Linked DNA regions of Homo sapiens: all the other regions are linked to region 3. A link is a contact called in ENCODE Hi-C data. All regions are on one chromosome and are shown on one strand. Each heading gives the region's core, a stretch centred on a gene start or an enhancer-like site at or near the end of the contact. The rest is flanking DNA. Distances are from core to core; before and after follow the strand shown. Region 1 holds the start of FKBP14 (FKBP prolyl isomerase 14). Region 2 holds the start of NPSR1-AS1 (NPSR1 antisense RNA 1). Region 3 holds the start of AVL9 (AVL9 cell migration associated). Region 4 holds the start of MTURN (maturin, neural progenitor differentiation regulator homolog).

Region 1 (4,516 bases), core at 1,871-4,370, 2.5 Mb before region 3:
GGTGTGTTAGTCCATTTTCATACTGCTATGAAGAAATATTCAAGACTGGGTAACTTATAAAGAAAAGGAGGTTTAATGGACTCGCGGTTCCACATGGCTGGGGAGGTCTCACAATCATGGCGGAAGGCAAAGGAGGAGCAAAGGCACGTCTTACATGGTAGCAGGCAAGAATGAGTGTGCAGAGGAGCTGCCTTTTATAAAACCATCAGATCTCGTGAGACTTATTTACTATCACAAGGAGAACAGCATGGGAAAAACCTGCCCTCATGATTCGATTACCTCCCACCAGGTCCCTTCCACAACATGTGGGGATTATGGTAGCTACAATTTAAGATGAGAATTGGGTGGGGCCATAGCGGAACCCTATCAACTGGGGACGAGGGAAATAGAATGTCCTGGCTCATGAGTTGAAGAGAGTCTAGCCTAGGAAAACCAACCTGCCGAACTACATACAGGGAGGCTTAAGGGCTGAGTAATGCCTGATCCCTACCTAGCTCCCTTTCAGTGCAATAAGGAAAATATTCTATTCAAGGATATCTTGTAGGTGAGAAAAAGAAGTCACTGTACTACGCTTCATGAGTACCATGGTTACTAAATCTGGGTAATGCCATTTTTTCCTGTAATTTTGCCCAATGATCAAAGTAACAAAATGCCAACTGTAGAAAATTTGGGAAGGCTAGAAATGAAAAAAGAAGCAGGAAACATTCTACTACTCATCACTGACTACAATTTTAGCACAGTTCTTCTTAGGGCTAAGCAATTTATCCCATAGGCTATGGTTCTAGAGATGGCAAACGTGCTTACAAACTGATCATTTGATGGTATTTCTTTTTCTTCAGAGCGGAGTCTCGCTCTGTTGCCCAGGCTGGAGTGCAGCGGCGCAATCTTGGCTCACTGCAGCCTCCGCCTCCTGGGTTCAAGCGATTCTCCTGCCTCAGCCTCCTGAGTAGCTGGGATTACAGGTGCCCACCACGCCCAGATAACTTTTGTATTTTTAGTAGAGACGGGGTTTCACCATGTTGGCCAGGATGGTCTCAAACTCCTGACCTCGCGATCTGCCTGCCTCGGCCTCCCAAAGTGCTGGGATTACAGGCGTGAGCCACCACGCCCAGCCAATTTGATGGTATTTCTTCATGAAGTTTACAGTTAGCAGCTTCTGACCATTTACATGGAGGCTGCATGATAACAGTCCCCTCATCAGGTATTAGAACTTAGTAGCAAACTGCTAAATAATATTCCATGGCTACCACCAAAGTCAGCACAGGTTTTTGGTTCAGAAATCTGAAAGAAGTCAGGCTGAGTCTAAAAGAGATCAGACTAAAAATAACAATATAACTGAATTTTCAAAATGCAAATCACATCATTTAATATCCACCGTGGCACTCACCTAGTTGACAAGAAGAAAGGGCTGTTGAGAATTCTAAGGCAAGCCATTTTTCTGGAACTTTTTCCCAGGGCTAACAGTTTAGAGAAGAGCCCCATTCATTTCCCCAACCCTCAAGACAGACCAGGTCTGAATGCCCAGTAAAGGCAGTTTATTAGAAAATCAGGTGGAGGATGGGCTATGAAGATTTACTGTTTTAATTCATGTTATTCCCTCTACCTACAACATCCTTCCCTACTTTCCCCCTGGAAACCTCCACCCATCTTCCAAGGTTCATTTCAATTATGGTCTCTGGGAAGTCTTTCCCTTTCCCCACCCCATGGAGCCTAACTACTTCAGGCCCAGTTACGCTTTGCTAGCACTTTGAATATTCTGTACCCTATATCATTGCATTATTTACTTGTCTTTCTCCCACCTGTAGATGGTGTATACTGTTAGAGGACAAGAACCTGCTTCTAGCCATCTTTGCGTCTCCAGGACCTGACTTGTGACCATTCAATAAGAGTTTGATAGATGGACAGACTAATGAATAGATGAAGATGATTAGAAGCCAAAATTTCTGAATCTTCCTAGCACCCAGAACATGGCTTAACATCAAGGAAATGCTCACTAAATACTGTCATAATGGAATGAATGGAACCGATGCCTAATTGAAAATCATTAGGCTGTAAACCATTTCCATGTTCCAATTTCTTCGTTTATAGAACAGAAATGATAGTGTAACCACCTGAAAATCCTTCACCTAGACTTCCAAAACCACACCCACCTCATCAATGAAGTCTGACTCTCTAGAAAGAAGCAAATGACTGAAATCATGGTCCTGTGCCTTGACCAAAATACCATTCGTCAGAACAAAAGAAGTAGGTCAGTGAAACGGCATTAGTATATCCTTCAACAGGCAAATAAGTGATAGTGTAGTTTGCTTTTGAAGTCGCTGTGAAAAGTTTTAGGTGAACATCACCTACACCACATTAAAAATGGAATCAAGTCATTTTCTTTAAGAAATGGAGTTTGAGATATGAGAATTCTTTTGGGCTTTTTCTACTTATTGGCCAATTATACACCCAGATATATTTCTGCAATATTTCAAAGATTCTAGTTCTAATTTGTATAATAAAAAAAATTAACAGCCTTTTCCAGACCACATGTTTCCAACAAGACCTTCAAAGGCCTCGCTCGCTATATAAAACTGGCTTTAAACAATTTCCTTTCCCAAAGAAGGAAATAAGATATTTCGGTTTTGTAAAAGAGGCAAAACCAGGTACAGGCCACCTTTCCTGCTGGAGAGCTGGCATAAGTGAGTGGATTCTTAATTACTATTTTACCTGCGGGGCATAATTACTTACGTGGAGTGAAATAAGGAGCCGTCCTTTTCTAAGTAGCCTTCATAGTGGACCAACATCAAATCCCCTCCTTTGGTCTTGCGATGGCAGATGAATGGCTTCTGGAGAACTTCAATTTTCACTTCTGGTTCAGGGATCAAAGCCCCAATCAAAGAAGTGACGAACAGAGTCAAGACCGCGTTCCACAAGAAAAGCCTCATGTTGCTGAAGCAAGGAAAGAAGTCCCTACAAAAGCAGCGAAAGGTCCCTCGACTTCATAGATTTAAGAACGTAGTTCAAGGCTTACGGACAAGGGCTTCAGACAAGTTCAGGACTCCCCCTTCTTAGAAGACGTGGCACATTTACCACCAACTCTTTTCTCAAGGGTCACGAACCTACCTTTAAAGAGTTAAGCCCAAATGCCGGCCTGACTGGCTCTTATAACGCGGCCGCCTGGGAATAGCAGCCTCCCATTGGCTATTGGTGCTGTCCTTCAGGCAGCTCTCAAGCCAATGACGCTGCAACGATGGAATTTACAGCCCGGTAGAGCCGGGCAGCTGCCAAGCGGCGGATCATCCCTTGTGGTCCTAGAGCCCGGTGGATTTCAGCATTCAACCAGCGTGGATTTTGGGAGAGGGGCGGGGCGCAGAGCCAACCGGAAACTCCTCCGGCTGATTTATCTCTGTGAAGAACCCTGCTGAGAGACGTAGGAAGAGTCCCGGGGCCCTATGAAATCTTCGGGGTTCCAGGAAAGACTCGTTTACTCTCGCCGTTGGAGAGCGGCCCCCCAAGATGCCACAATCCTAGGATTTTGCTATTGCTTATAAACTGTAAAGACTGACATACTGCTTGAGGGTTCACAAAGCGCGTTCCCGTTGCATGAACCTCACTACACCCAGTAAGGCAGGTTCTTTTTTCCCATTTAAAAGAGAAGTAAATTTACACCAGGAGATATTAACTGTCCTGCTTAAGGTTGTTTGGCCCCGAAGCAAATGAGCTCTGCCTTCAAACCAGGTCTGATTCATTCCACAGCACCACGTCATGTTATGGCTGCTAATAATTTATCCCTTAAGTTACCTTACAGGGTAAATAATGAGTTTCGACTTGCAGACTTCCGCTTTAAAGAAGAAATGGTAATCATGGTTACGAATTACACAGCCTCATCGTAGTTTACATTTTCTAGTTTTACATTTTTTGCCTAAGTTCAAAAGTAATGCATGTTCATTGAAGTCATTTTGGAAGAAATTGGAAAGCACTAAAGTAAGATTTCCAGATAATATTGGGGAGTCGAATCAAGTTGGAATTTCAGATACATAACGAATAATGGTTTTGCATTTTTATTTACTAAATCAGGCAACTTTAAAGAAAAAGAAAGCTCGCCGATACCACCACCAGCCGCAAACAATCCTCTTAATATTTTGGTGCATGCTTCTGTGACATATACTTAAAGCGATTTAAATCGTATTGTAGTCTTTTCTCACCTCCTCTTTCCACTTAATCTGTAGTTAACATTTTTTCTGGTCTAATAACCTTAACACAGTGCATATCCGCACTCTATGTGCATAGGAATCCCCCTGAAGATCTTGTTTAAAATGCAGATTTTGATCTGGAGGTCTGGGGTGGGTGCAAGATTCTGCATTTCTAACAAGCTCTTAGGTGATGTCAGTGCTCCGGGTCAGTAGATCAACACTTCCATAGTGAGACCTTAGAGTCTGGACAACATCTGTTTACACTGGCCTCATAGTATTCTACCCTGAAATTCCAATAATCTCTTTACGCCCTGTTATTGGTTACCTCAAGTGTGTGAGAT
Region 2 (4,368 bases), core at 566-3,065, 2.3 Mb after region 3:
CAACCAAATTTCTCTGTAAAGGCCCAGATATTAAATATTTTAGGCTTTGCAGGTCCTATGATCTCTGTGTCAACTACCCAACTCTGGCATTGTAACATGAAAGCAGCCATGAGCAAACAGGCATGGCTGTGTAACTAAAACTTCTTTTATGGCACAGATATTTGAATTTCATATAATTTTCATGTGCCTGGGCATATATTTCTTTTTTAAAAAATATTTTCTAACCAGTAAAATATGTAAAAGTTATTCTTAGTTTGAAAGCTGCACAAAAATGGAGGACAAAGTCTAGCGACCTGAATTCAAATCCTCTCTCTGCCATTTGTTATTTCTGTGGCTTTCGACATATTACTTACATTCACTAAGCTTCATTTCTCTCTTGAGAAAATGAGCAGAGCAGGTGCCATGCATTCAGGGCCTCCCTTGTGGCTGGCACTGAGCCACATGCTTTATATGCTTTACTGAATTAAATCCTACAATAACCACAAAAGGCTGAAATTATATGATTGCCTTCTTCAGATAGTTACGATGATTAAGAAATTATGTCTATAATTGTGCCTGAGCTGGCCTCCATAGTTCATTGAGTTTGATGCTTCCTGTTGTACGCAAAAATTGCCATGTTGGTTCGATGAGAGCATGCCTGCTTTTTCTACTACCTGTGGTGTTTTGAGTACCTATATTTGTATTGCACTTACAGTGAAAATTATCTAATTATATTATTCTATTTAATTACAATTGCATCAAGCTCCAATAAACAATCCAAATTTCACTGAACTGAAAGTTGAGTGCACACTTTGAATAGTCACTCCTTCTGTTAGGTTGGTGCAAAAGTAATTGCCATTACTTTTAGTAGCAAAAACAGCAATTACTTTCGCACCAACCTAATATATATGTGCACAGTAGGCAGTTTGGCTCAGGTACACTTATTCAAAACATTGCATTAAGTAAGATAATACATGTTAAATACCTAGCACACAGCCTGGGATGCAGGTGTCGGCCAGTGTTTGTTCCCCACTTCCTTAGTGACAAAGATTAGGCTTAGCTACTTTTTGGGAAAGGTGAGTGCCACCAGAAAGATGAGGCCAAGGCCTTATCAGACACACTGGAACACAGCCTTCCCAAGGAATAAATCCAGAATATTTTGTGTATGAGTTCTGGCTCTGAAGCCCAGCCTGTTCTTACACTGACCCCCCAGTTTCTGCCTTGATCAGCCACCCACTAGGCTGGGCATTGCTTCCTCTCACTCTGCTATCTAGTGACCCAACCTCGGCCCAACCCTCCAGCTTTCTTCTGGCCATGCGACTGTTCTGCTAGTCTGCTCCGCATATCTGCTCCTACCTTCCGATGCCTCCTCTGAGCTTTGGCTCCACTCCCCACTCAGCACAAACAACTTACTTTGCCCCAGTATGGGGTACAACAGCTCAGACTCTTCTAGAGGTCTAATCCTGGACACCTCGTTTGCTTTATAAGCACAATCTGGAAAGAAGAGTTTCATTGCTCAGAGCCCCTCAGGAAGCAGAAGAGGAGAGTGGTGAAGAGAGCATTCATCCTCTGGAATGACCATAACTGGTGTTTCAATCCCAGCTCCCCTCCATACTAATACTTGGGTGAGTTACTCACCAGGTCTATGCTTCAGTTTCTTCATCTGTAAAATGGAGGTTGTAAAAATATCATCTACCCCATAGGGTTATGGTGATGATTAAATTAGTTCTTCTATAGAAAGTGCCTGCAGCAGTGGTTAGCATGTGGTAGGCACTTTGTATGTGTTATCTGTTATGTCTGTTTGCTCTTACTAACATCTATATTTCTGAGTCCTAGACCTCCCCAGAGAGTGTGAAGTTCATGGTGTTTCATGGGAACAGATGTAAGCCCACTTGCTGAATCTCTCTCTGAGCTAATAATTAACAAATACATTGCACAGTAGCTTACCAGGAAAGCCTATACTGGTCTGAACAAGAAGAAACTTGCTGAACAATTCTAAAGCTCACTTCTCAATATAACAGCAGCCCTTGCTCAACATGTTGCCCATATCTTCAGTACCGTGCAGAGGTCACAGCCATCATATTCTGCCAGCTCTTCCCCTATGGGTTGAGCAACCATATGTGTCTTCCCAACCAGGACATTTTTCATTTTTAGCTTCTTGTTTTGACATAATTTCAGGTTTACAGAAAATCTTCAAGAGTAGTACAAATACCCCCATGTACCCTGTACACATATTCCTGAAATGTTAATATTTTTCATATTTGCTTTATCATTTCCTCTATCAGTCTATCTATAATACCTACCTATCTACCTATCCATCCATCTAAAAATGTCCCAGGTAATCAGCAAACCTGCTTTAAATGTCACCAATTATCCCAAGAACATCCTTTTTAGCACAAAAAACCCCGAATCATGTATTGTATTCAGTTGCCATGTACGTTTAGTGTTCTTTAACTTAGAACAGTTCCTTGGTCTTTCTTTGTATCTTATGACATCAACATTTTTAAATAGCATAGGTTAGATATTTTGTGGAGTTTCTCTCACTTTGGGTTTGTGTGATGTTTCCTTCTGAATAGATTAAGGTTATGTGCTTTTGAGAGTTATACACCAGGAATGATGCTATGTTCCTCTTAGTATATAGTATCAGCAGACACAGTATATCAATTTGTCCCATTACTAGTGATGTTATTGTCAGATTTCTCCACTGTAAAGATACTATTTTTCCTTTTGCAACTGACAAGTATTTTAAGAGTACATAGCCATCCTGATACTCCTTAAACTTTCACTCACAGCACTTACCATACAGTGTAGATTCCTGTCTGAATCAATGCTATAAAGGTTTCCAAATGATGATTTTCTAATTTCATTATTTCTTCTATACTTATTAGCAGTCTCTCTACTTTAAGGAAGAAATTTCCCTTCTCTCCCATTTTTAAATTTACATCATAGGTTCTTCTTTTATTCTGTGGGTTATAATTTGTTGCCATAGTTATTTCTTTTTATGCCTAGATTGCTGACTGGGGTCAGCAAGAGCCCTACAATTTGGTGCGTGTTTCTGTTGACATGTTTCTCAGCATTTTTGGGCATGTCCTCACTTGCCAGCACAACATGATGTTCCAGGCTTATCTTGTCCTTTTCCCAGCCCCAGGCCAGGAATCAGCCATCTCCAATGAGCCAAGTAAAACCATGGCATATTTAAGAGAAAGGGCCACAGGCATAATCATGGCGGGTATAAACTGAAACTGACCTAGAAATGCTGGGTCATATTCCCAATCTACCACTAGATGTCCTTCCACACCTCAATAGTTCTTCACAGGAAGCAGTCCTGGGGCATTTGGAAATGGTGGGATATTTGGAGTTATCACAAAGACTGGGGCAGCAGGGGTTACTTCTGGCATTTAGTAAGCACAGCCCAGGCATGCCAAATTTCCTGCACAGGACCATCTATCCTAACACAGAATTGCCCCATAAGTAGCAATCCTGTTAATAAATAGTGGCCCAATCCCTGAACTAATCTATCTTGTGTTCTAGTCTCTCAAGGATTGGCTTAGTTCTTTTCACCTTATCCGCCATCAGTTAATTTAATCACCACTGTTTCCATAGTGAGAATCTAATATATTAGACTGATCAAGTGTGTTAATCAAATATATTGGATTAGCTGGCATGCATTATAGCAAATAAAATAGCCAGTCTTCATTTTAGATCTAGTTTAAAGAAAGCCTCTACTTCTTATGTGTCAATTTTTGCAGAAAACATTATTCTAGCAAGTTGGCAAGGAGTCTAGGACTTATGTTAAGACACACCATCTCATCCCCAGTTCTTGCAGCTCTCTGTCTAGTTATTGGCCCTATTCATTGCATCAGCACCAACAACAGCTACCCAGGTTTTATAGGGCAAGCATTTTACTAAACATTTTACATAAACTATCTCATTTAACCTTCACAGTAGCCCTATAAATCAGGCATTCTTATTACAATTTTACAAAGAGCCCTGGATTCCGTGTGGTCAGTAGCAAGCCCAAGATAGCACAGCTGTCATGTAGCAGAGCCAACATTCAAAATCCCACAGTCGGGCTCCAGTAGCCATGCTGTGTACTGCCCATGCATGTAAGAACATACCCAACACAATGAAAAATAAGAAATGAAATAGAAAGGGCATGGAAAATATCAAATCATAACTGCAGAGGAAAAAAGTCAAATTTAAGCTTAGAGTTACTGCAAAGTTACTGCAACCCATCATATTTTATTTTGTGCTTCCTAGTTAGTGGCTAAAACTAAGGGCAAAACTGACTAAATATAATTTGTTGTAATCTTGAGGGAAATGCACAGCAAGATGTTTCTTGATCAAGAAAACTGATACTACGGAGCTTTATATTCAGTACTTTGATGA
Region 3 (4,561 bases), core at 835-3,334:
GCCATGCCCCACCTATATTCTAAATTCTTAAGTGGTCCAGTCTGTGTATTTAGAGATGAAAAAAATCCTGGAAATTCCCTTGTTCACTTTCTGTCTCAATTTTCCCAGTAACTAACTTTTTCTTTCTCTCTCTCTCCCTTTCTTTATTTTTTTGAGATGGAGTCTCATTCTGTCATCTGGGCTGGAGAGCAGTGCAGTGACACCATCTCAGATCACTGCAACCTCCACCTCCCGGGTTAGGGTGATTCTCTTGCCTCAGCCTCCCTAGTAGCTGGGATTACACACACCACCATGCCTGGCTAATTTTTGCATTTTTAGCAGAGATGGGGTTTCACCATGTTGCCCAGGCTGGTCTCCAACTTTTGGCCTCAAGTGATCTGCCCGCATCGGCCTCCCAAAGTGCTGGGATTACCAGCATGAGCCACCACGCCTGACCCTCTTTTTATATATATCTTTTTTTTTTTTAGAGGAAATCTCGCTCTTGTCCCCCAGGCTGAAGTGCGATGGTGCAATCTTGGCTCACTGCAACCTCCACCTCCCGGATTCAAGCAATTCTCCTGTCTCAGCCGTCCGAGTAGCTGGGATTACAGGTCTAATTTTTGTATTTTGTACTAGAGAGGGGGTTTTACCATGTTGGCCAGGCTGGTCTAGAACTCCTGACCTCAGGTGATCTGCCTGCCTTGGCCTCCCAAAGTGCTGGGATTACAGGCGTGAGCCACCACACCCGGCCCTTATATACATCTTTAAAAGGTGTTCAATTAGACAGTAATTTTAGCCATGCCAATTGTGGAAAATATCAAGACAGGTTATATCAAGAAAATATTAATAGTTAACACATCACACAGCTGACAGCTCAAAACAGTTAATATATTAAGAAAACAGTTAATATATTCTGCATACAGGGAGCAATATAGTTTTACACAGTTTTCTTAGCCAATGCCAATAATTTTGTAATACAGAAAAGAAATGTATAGCAGCATCTTGAAAAATGTCTGCAGTATTAGCATTAAAACAGTTCTACTGAATCACAGAAACTAAATTTGATTTAGGAAGCCTACTGTTTTTCTCAGCTATGGTTAGATTAGAACAGAGCTCCTTACTTTTCAAGACCAGAAGTGCAAAATATCACAGTTACTGTAGTAATCTCGAATTCTATTTGAAGCAGACACCTATCCTTTAGGTTATTTGAAAACTGTCCTAGATAAGACTTGTTAAATCTTTTCTATAATGCACTTTAAATTGACATGAGATTCACTGCTTAAAAAAGAATTGTAGTACAATCAGTAAAGGAATTAAAAAACCCTGGTGACAACAGAGCCCATATATTTTGTATTGACCAGAGTACTACACCCAAAATGAGATGGAATGAAAAGAATATTCTTATAAAATCGCAGGACTAGAATAATCATTTTACACGTATCCAAGTAAACTTCCTTTGTTGTCAAGGATATTCTGTTTCAGGTTTTAAATGCGTCTCAGATTCCTACACATAATATTTAAACGAAGAAAAAAAAACTCTAGAAAGAAACAAACAAGAATTCTCGAGTAAGCAAGTAATTTAAAGGCTGAATACACAGATACGCAACCTCACCAGTATGCTCCATGTTACTACATATTTAAGAATAAGGACGGGGGCCACAGAGGCAAAGGCAAGGAGGTGAAGGAATCGGACACTCGGAGAGTGAACCGAAAAGATGTGAAAAAGCAAGGAAAACAGAAGAGAAGAGGGAAGTGGGAAAACTTTGAGGAAAAAGAGAAGGCAAAAGAGAAGGAAGTGCTTTGAGATTGAATCCAGGGAGGAAAAAGCAGGTGTGCCACGCCGCACCTCCAGGTCCCGCGGACACCACAGGCTCTGCAAGCCCAGCCGCCCGGGTCACGTAAGCCCCACCCCGCCGCTCCTCGTCAAGTCCCACCCGGACCCGCCCTCCCCCCGCTCCTCCCCCCGCTCCTCCCCGCCCCACAGAGTCGATCTCTCCTCTCCTAGACCCACCCCGCTCCCCCAGGCTCCACCTCGGCCTCTCAGACCCCGCCCCGTCAGGGCCCTCCCGGCCTTGCCCAGCCCTGCCTCGCCGGCGGCGGCCGCCGTGTCAGGTGACAGCCCGGAAGCTGCGGAAGCGGATGAGGGAAGGGCGGCCGTGGCCCTGGGGGCGGCGGGAGCTGCTTTGCCTCCACCGATCTCCCTGTGCGGCCCTCATGTGCTGTGCTCGCTGACACCCGAAGTCCGCGGCTTTCCGCACACGGTGGGGTCGTCAGACCCGCTGCCCTTGGCGGTCGAAGTCGTCGTGCGGGCCCGCGGCGGCCGCCCATGGAGAAGGCCAGGAGAGGCGGGGATGGCGTCCCCCGGGGGCCCGTACTGCACATCGTGGTGGTCGGATTTCACCACAAGAAGGGCTGCCAGGTGAGGAAAGGGCCCGCCCCCGCCCCCAGCCGTTCGGGCGTTCGCCCCTTCCGGGGCCCCCCTGCCCTGCTTCTGTGTGCTCAGCTCGCGTCGTGCAGTCCTCCCCACAGCGCCTGCGACCCTTCGCCTCTCAACCTGACTCCTTTTGCAGCTCCTCCCACCCGCCCCACATGAAGCCCAGCCCCCACAACCTCTTCCTTCTGCCCCTGAAAAATGGTTGAGCAGCGGAGGAGCTGGTTGATACGTGTAGGTTGTAGGTTTTTAACTTCTGCTTTGGTGGAGTGGGAGGAAAGCATCGAAGACCGGCCCCACTCTCTTCCCCGTCCATCATTGTCTCCACTGGCTTTCTGGGTGTCCACCTATAATGGGAGTCTAGAAAAATTCAGTGCTTGGACTCTGCTTTCAAGGTAATAGGCTCAGTGGGCTTGCATACTAATGCTTCAGGTAGCTTGCAGCACATGCAGCCTCCGTAGAAAAATCAGCTTCCTTTGTTTATCTGATGGAAGCCTTGGAATCTCTCCTGTTAGGTACGGTTGTCGATTGACTTTGCCTCCCCCTTCCCATTGGTCCTTAGTTTTGCTATTTCATCTTCTCCAGATTTTGCCTTTTGGTGAGAGATTAATCTCTCCATATCAACCGCAATAAGAGAAAGTGTATTACCAAACCGTTCAAATATAAAGGCGTTTTTCAGCAGCCTCACTGAATCATTAATGCAGCATCTGAAATGGAATATTTGCAATCTATGTATTGAAGGCAAGAGAACAAAATAGAAACAGGATTATTTAATGAGCAAGCAAACACTGGAAGGGAATGATGTCATAATGTGCTAGTGAACAGTAAATTGAAATGCTTTTTTGAAGTATTAAAAATAGTAATTGCCACCACTAGCTAATGAAGCATTTAGTTTCTTGCATTCCACAGGAAATGTAACATTTTAGAAGACTTATTGGCAAAAATTAAGTTCTCTAGGGAATAAGAGAAAAGTGATGGGAGTGAAAAAATCGTGTTTGTGCGTAATTTTGAAATATATCCTCACACCTGGAATGCCAGCACTTTTAGAGACTGATATGAAAGGCTCACTTGAGCCCAGGAGTTTGAGACCAGCTTAGATAACAAAGGGAAACACTGTCTCCACAAAAAAATTAAAAAATTAGTTGCATGTGATAGCGCACTTGTAGTCCCAGCTACTCGGTAGGCTAAGGTGGGAACATCGCTTGAGCCCAGGAGGCTGAGGCTACAGTGACCCTTGATCCCACCACTGCACTCCAGCCTGGGTGAGAGAGCAAGACCCTGTCTCAATCCCAGCACTTTGGGAGGCCGAGGCGGGTGGATCACCTGAGGTGAGGAGTTCGAAACCAGCCTGGACAACACGGTGAAACCCCGCCTCTACTAAAAATACAAAATTAGCTGCGCGTGGTGGCACATGCCTGTGATCCCAGCTACTTGGGAGGCTGAGGCACGAGAATTGCTTGAAGCCGGGAGGCAGAGGTTGCTGTGAGCCGAGATCACGCCATTGCACTCCAGCCTGGGCAACAAGAGCGAAAAAAAAAGTTTTGGAAAGTGTGTGTTACATGCATAAGTCTTAGAATGACTGGTCTAGAATCTGTTCTTTATAACCTGTACATCAGGTGTTTTCAGAGGCTTTAATTAAAGTATGTAAGATTTGCCCCAGGATAGATTAATCAGCTACCTAATTCTCCACTTTAACTATTTTACTTCCAGGTGTAAATTAAAGGTGCATGGCTCATTGAGTTGTGACTCTGACTTAACACGGTTTTAACTTGTGTGAGGGTACTTAGACTGCTCTTCCAAGTATTCAAAATTGCCGTGGGTCATGTTGACCATTAGTTCTTTTTTTTTTTTTTTTTCTTCAGATGGAATCTCACTCTCTCACCCAGGCTGGAGTGCAGTGGAGCTCGGCTCACTACAAGCTCTGCCTCCTGGGTTCACACCATTCTCCTGCCTCAGCCTCCCGAGTAGCTGGGACTACAGGCGCCCGCCACCGCGCCCGGCTAATTTTTTGTATTTTTAGTAGAGACGGGGTTTCACAATGTTAGCCAGGATGGTCTCGATCTCCTTACCTCGTGATCCGCCCGCCTCGGCCTCCCAAAGTGCTGGGATTACAGGCGTGAGCCACCACGCCCAGTCATGACCATTAGTTCT
Region 4 (4,541 bases), core at 2-2,501, 2.4 Mb before region 3:
ACAAGGAACTCAAACAACTCAACAAGAAAAAAAAAAAACCCATTAAAAAGTGGGCAAAGGACATGAACAGATATTTCTCAAAAAAGACATACAAGTGGCCAACGAACATATGAAAAAATGCTCAACATCCACTAATTATCAGAGAAATGCACATTAAAACCACAATGAGATACAATCTCACACCAGTCAAAATGGCTATGATTAAAAAGTCAAAAAACAGCAGATGTTGGTGAGGGTGCAGAGAAAAGGAAACATATATACGTGTTGGTGGGAATGTAAATTCGTGCACAGTGCCTGGTTCAGAAGACACACTTTACAGAAAAAAGCTGGCTGAATGTTTATAACGTGTCTGTGTTTGTAGTGTTCAAGTCCTGAGGGCGAGGACCCTAGTGCATTTTCTGCAATCCAGTAATGCCTGTCCAGTATATGGCAGCCAGTGAGCACTCAACAGGTGCAATCGTTGGGCCACACACTCTTGTTTTAAAATGTGCTTTATCCTCTTGACCTTTTTAGGTTATGCAATGTGAATTCAAGCTGAATAATACTGAAGCCAGTCTTATGAGGCTCATTTCTAAGAAATATTCAGCTTTACGTAACGCAAATAAAAAATCACACACGCCCTTTGCAAGTGAACATTCATATTAGTGTCTGATAAATGCATTAAGAAGACACATTCCCTTAAATCAATCGGAGAACAGAACTTTGGTTTCTGCAAAAAGAAAAGCTCCCTTTTCCTTAGATTTTCTCAGCTCCTCCACTGCTAGCCCCAGACAAGGTCCAAGTTATCTGCAGTTCTATGGCCTCCCTTGCATTTAAATCGCATTTGGGCAAACGCTTCCTGGGCTTTCTAACTCCACAGAAACGCTAACCAGGTATTGGGCGCTCGCACCGCTTCCAGGTAACCCGCGGAGCTGCGGATTCCAGGCTCGCGCTGTGACGTCACCGGGCTCGCAAGCCGCGGCGCGGTCTCAGGCTCCGGTGATTGGCTGGGGCCCATGACGTCACGGCCCGGGGCGGCACCGCGATGGCCAGGGCCCCGGGATGCTCCGGGTTTGTTTAAAAATAAAGGGGGGGCGGGAGCGCCCAGGAAAATCCGGGCGCCCGCGGGGGTGCCGGCCGCTCCTCCCGCCGCCCCGCGTCCCGGCCCGGCCGCGCCAACCCCCACGGCGGCCCGCAAGGGGGCGGGGGGAGGCGGGGCGGAGGAGGAGCCGCGGGCGCGGCGCCGCGCTGTCCCCGGCCGCCGCCCGCCCCACTCCGCACCGCATGTAAACAGTCCCAGCCGGCCCAGCCCGGCCCCGGAGGAGCCCGCGCAGGCCGAGCCGAGCGCCGCGCTGCCCGCCCGGGAGGAGGGCGCCTAGGAGCGGGAGGGCGGGCGGCGGCGGGAGGCGGGCGCGGGGCCGCGATGGATTTCCAGCAGCTGGCCGACGTTGCGGAGAAATGGTGCTCCAACACGCCCTTCGAGCTCATCGCCACCGAGGAGACCGAACGCAGGATGGATTTCTACGCCGACCCCGGCGTCTCCTTCTATGTGCTGTGTCCGGACAACGGCTGCGGCGACAATTTTGTGAGTGCCTGGAGGAGGGACCGCCGGAGCCGGCGGGAGTGTGGACGCGGCGGTGCGTCCCTGCGCCCGAGCTCCCGCGCGGTGGGCGGCGGTGGGCGCAGAGTGGGGGGCCGTAACCCGCGCCCCGCGCCCCGCGTGCTCCGCCGGGGAAGCCCCGGGCCGGGCGGTGCGGGCTCCGCTGCCCGGGTGGGGCCCGGTGGGCGGCGGGCAAGGCGCCCGGAGGATCCGGGGAGCCGGGTCGGGGCGGGAGGTGTGGCGTCCCCCTAAAGGCCACTCCTCTCCCCGCTGCTGCGGGCGCCGTTTCGGGAACCCGACCTCGCGGCCCGTGCGCGGTGCCTGGCATGGAGCATCCCTGGGGTGTGGGTGTCACCCGCGTCGGACCAGCCGGGTCTGGGGCGCACGGACCCTCCGGCAGGAGCCCAGGTCCGGAGCTTCCCACATCCAGGCGTCCCGTCCGGGATAGGAATCCCGCTCCCCTCCGGTGCCCAGCCTCGGCTCCTCGCATTGCCCCTCCCGGGAGAACCCCACTCCCCGCCCTCGCGGGTTAGTCCTTGCACTGCCTGTTTGGACACAAAGCTCTGTCCATACTAGCGATGCCCGATCTCCTGGACCTTCTTTGCGGAATTACACCCCGGATCTTAATACGCACGCGCGCCTGCGCATACACCCCAACACACACACACACATGCTCACACCCTCACCCTCACACGCGCACACTCACGCGCACACGCGGCACGCCTCTCCCCCTGCCCCCGCGCTGCCCTCGCTGCCTCTCTGAGCTGCCCGAGAGGTGTGTGTGGCCCGGGCGGGTTCTCTCCAGCCGAGGCGGTGCCCTGGCCCTGCTGAAGCCCGTTGGCTTTTCCAGATGACGGGGAATCCCCTCAGCCCCGGCTCAGAGGGACCGGGAACTGGGACTGCGGTGTCCAAACCTTCCACTTTGAATCCTGCACCCACCTGGGATCCCGACTCTGGCAGTTGAGGAAGGGGATGCGGAGGGCAGGGGAGTCGGGGTGGGAGGGGTGGAGTAGGGCGAGCACGGTGCTCATGAAGTGTTTCCAAGGTCGGGGAATAAATAATGATCCCCAAATGTAAGATGGAGGCGGCCGTGGGCGCGGGTGACCGTGTGGTCGCGGGCCTTGTGGGCGGAGGTGGGGTGGTGCGGGGCGCGGCCTGGTGCACGCTCCTCAGGTGGGGGAGACAAAGCTGGGCCGTGGTCCTGCCGCCGAGCGCCCTGACCACCTACGGGAAGTTCGCGAAGGAGTTAGGGAGACTGCAAGACCGCCTTTCTTGGTCCTGGAGAGGTGAAGGCTTATGTATGCCTGGCCGATAAAGCATTCCCTCCGCCCACACGCACCCCCTGAGGAGGGCAGGGATCCACCTGGGCATTCCACAAGTGGCACTCCAGAAGAGGGATGGCCTTGTGTGACAGCCAGATTTGAGTTCTGGCTCTGTGACTGTGCTCAAATACCCACCCTGAGCTCAGTTTCCACATCCAAAAAAATAGGTATAATAATGCCAGCACCCAGGCGTTCATATAGGTAACGCACCGAATAGTCCCTAACACACAGCAAGAGCCCCACAAATTTGGGGTTAGAGACCTGGGGTTTCCCAGAATTTAGAGCTTGTCTCATTTTTTAAAGAGCCTTGGTTTTCCCACCTGTAAAATGGGGCTAATCAGAATACCTCCAGAAGAGCCAACTGAACAATAATATTAATGCCTGTAAGCCCATCTTAACTGTAGGTAAAGTAAGTAAATAAGTGTTCTTTTTGGAAGGAGTGGGAGATCATTAAAAAGGGATTCACTCCATTGCAAAAGTGTGAGAAAGCCCCCAGGATACAGTGGAAAGGGCACCAGAATCCAGCTGACTGTAAAATGTTAGGGTTTGGCTAGGGTCCCTTCCAGCTCTGGGCTTCCTTCATCTGCCAGCGCCCTTTCTCCCTCCTGACCGTGTGAAACAGGGCAAGAATGGCTCATGGTTCTGGATTTCACTGGGGAGAAGCCCACACAGCCTTCCTGCTGGGACCGCCCAGGCCATACCCAAAGAAATGACTCCAAAGACAGTAAGTGGGCCAGGAAGACAAAAGGCTGTTCTCTTGCCATGAATATGTGTATCCAACCATCGTTCAGAAGTAAGAAGTATTATATTATTTGTATCAGGCCTTTCTCTTGAGGCCACCCAGATTTTAAATATTTTCCCATCTGCATGAGAAAAATGCTTGAAAGTGTCATGTAAACTGACAATTTAAATAGAATAGATAGAAAGATAGAGGATGGGGGTGGGCAGATGATTCCTTGGGTAGAATGGAACTTTCTCCAAGTTCTGGAGGCTCTAATGGACAAGATGCCAACCTCGGGAGTTTTCCTAGCCGGACCTCTTGAATCTGTCCCAGGCCAGGTTTGTCAAGCTACTGTTTGCCTCTAATAAGTGTCCTGCCTTAGTTCTTTTCTTTTTCCCTGGAAAATGTATTAAGCATTAGACAAAAGTGTGAGATCAATGGAATTTCTATTAGTTGAAGGACTTAGCAATAAGAATGTCTACATGAGCATTTCTCAATTTACAAAAGTATTTCCACATCATTCATTCATTCATTCAACAAACATTTATTGAGGGTTTACTTTGTGCCAGGCCAGTGCTATCTAGAATACAAATAGGGTCTCTGCCTTCATGTTCCTGGGGCAATTTTTACTTGTCTAGGAAGCAGTGTGGTGTGGTGGTTAAGCACACAGGCTGTAGATCAGACTACTTGGGTTTGCACCTCAGCTCCCCGTATTTGTGTGCCTTGGGAAAGTTATTTAACCCCTCTATGCCATACTTTTTTTTTCTTTTTCTTTTTTTGAGACAGTCTTGCTCTGTCGCCCAGGCTGGAGTGTAGTGGCGTAATCTTGGCTCACTGCACCCTCTGCCTCCCGGGTTCAAGTGATTCTTGTGCGTCAGCCTCTCCAGTAGCTGGGATTAAAGGCGTGCACCCCACGCCC

The links. Hi-C counts contacts between places; a loop is a spot of excess contacts on that map. Pooled maps may share reads with other maps.
Region 1: a loop to region 3 is called in a map of CD8-positive, alpha-beta T cell, with 19 times the contacts of the local background. The contact joins the promoter of FKBP14 here to the promoter of AVL9 in region 3. A Hi-C loop is called at or near these places in 5 of 168 maps with a recorded cell type or tissue (CD4-positive, alpha-beta T cell, CD8-positive, alpha-beta T cell and naive thymus-derived CD4-positive, alpha-beta T cell), 8 of 37 single-sample maps with no recorded cell type and 14 of 50 pooled maps.
Region 2: a loop to region 3 is called in a pooled map, with 6 times the contacts of the local background. The contact joins the promoter of NPSR1-AS1 here to the promoter of AVL9 in region 3. A Hi-C loop is called at or near these places in 3 of 37 single-sample maps with no recorded cell type and 4 of 50 pooled maps.
Region 4: a map of CD4-positive, alpha-beta T cell shows a loop between it and region 3 (6-fold over the local background). The contact joins the promoter of MTURN here to the promoter of AVL9 in region 3. A Hi-C loop is called at or near these places in 2 of 168 maps with a recorded cell type or tissue (CD4-positive, alpha-beta T cell and naive thymus-derived CD4-positive, alpha-beta T cell) and 12 of 50 pooled maps.

Annotation. Positions count from the first base shown.
Region 1 is chr7:30,023,582-30,028,097 of GRCh38, forward strand. FKBP14 (FKBP prolyl isomerase 14) reads right to left here and starts at 3,121. Exons shown (of 4, transcript NM_017946.4): 1 at 2,731-3,121. The coding sequence starts at 2,927. It overlaps FKBP14-AS1 (FKBP14 antisense RNA 1), which reads left to right. Exons shown (of 3, transcript NR_187577.1): 3 at 1,806-3,660. RefSeq lists an enhancer at 3,377-3,526.
Region 2 is chr7:34,756,457-34,760,824 of GRCh38, forward strand. It overlaps NPSR1-AS1 (NPSR1 antisense RNA 1), which reads right to left and starts at 1,816. Exons shown (of 4, transcript NR_033665.1): 1 at 1,618-1,816. All of the region lies in intron 2 of NPSR1 (neuropeptide S receptor 1), which reads left to right.
Region 3 is chr7:32,493,405-32,497,965 of GRCh38, forward strand. AVL9 (AVL9 cell migration associated) reads left to right here and starts at 2,085. Exons shown (of 16, transcript NM_015060.3): 1 at 2,085-2,398. The coding sequence starts at 2,306. It also overlaps a transcript of LSM5 not described here. RefSeq lists enhancers at 1,599-1,808, 1,882-2,680, 2,681-3,479 and a silencer at 1,899-2,548.
Region 4 is chr7:30,133,735-30,138,275 of GRCh38, forward strand. It overlaps MTURN (maturin, neural progenitor differentiation regulator homolog), which reads left to right and starts at 1,252. Exons shown (of 3, transcript NM_152793.3): 1 at 1,252-1,564. The coding sequence starts at 1,403. LOC105375216 (a long non-coding RNA gene) reads right to left here and starts at 980. Exons shown (of 3, transcript XR_927146.3): 1 at 870-980. RefSeq lists silencers at 1,150-1,399, 1,170-1,547, 1,740-1,879, 2,200-2,379.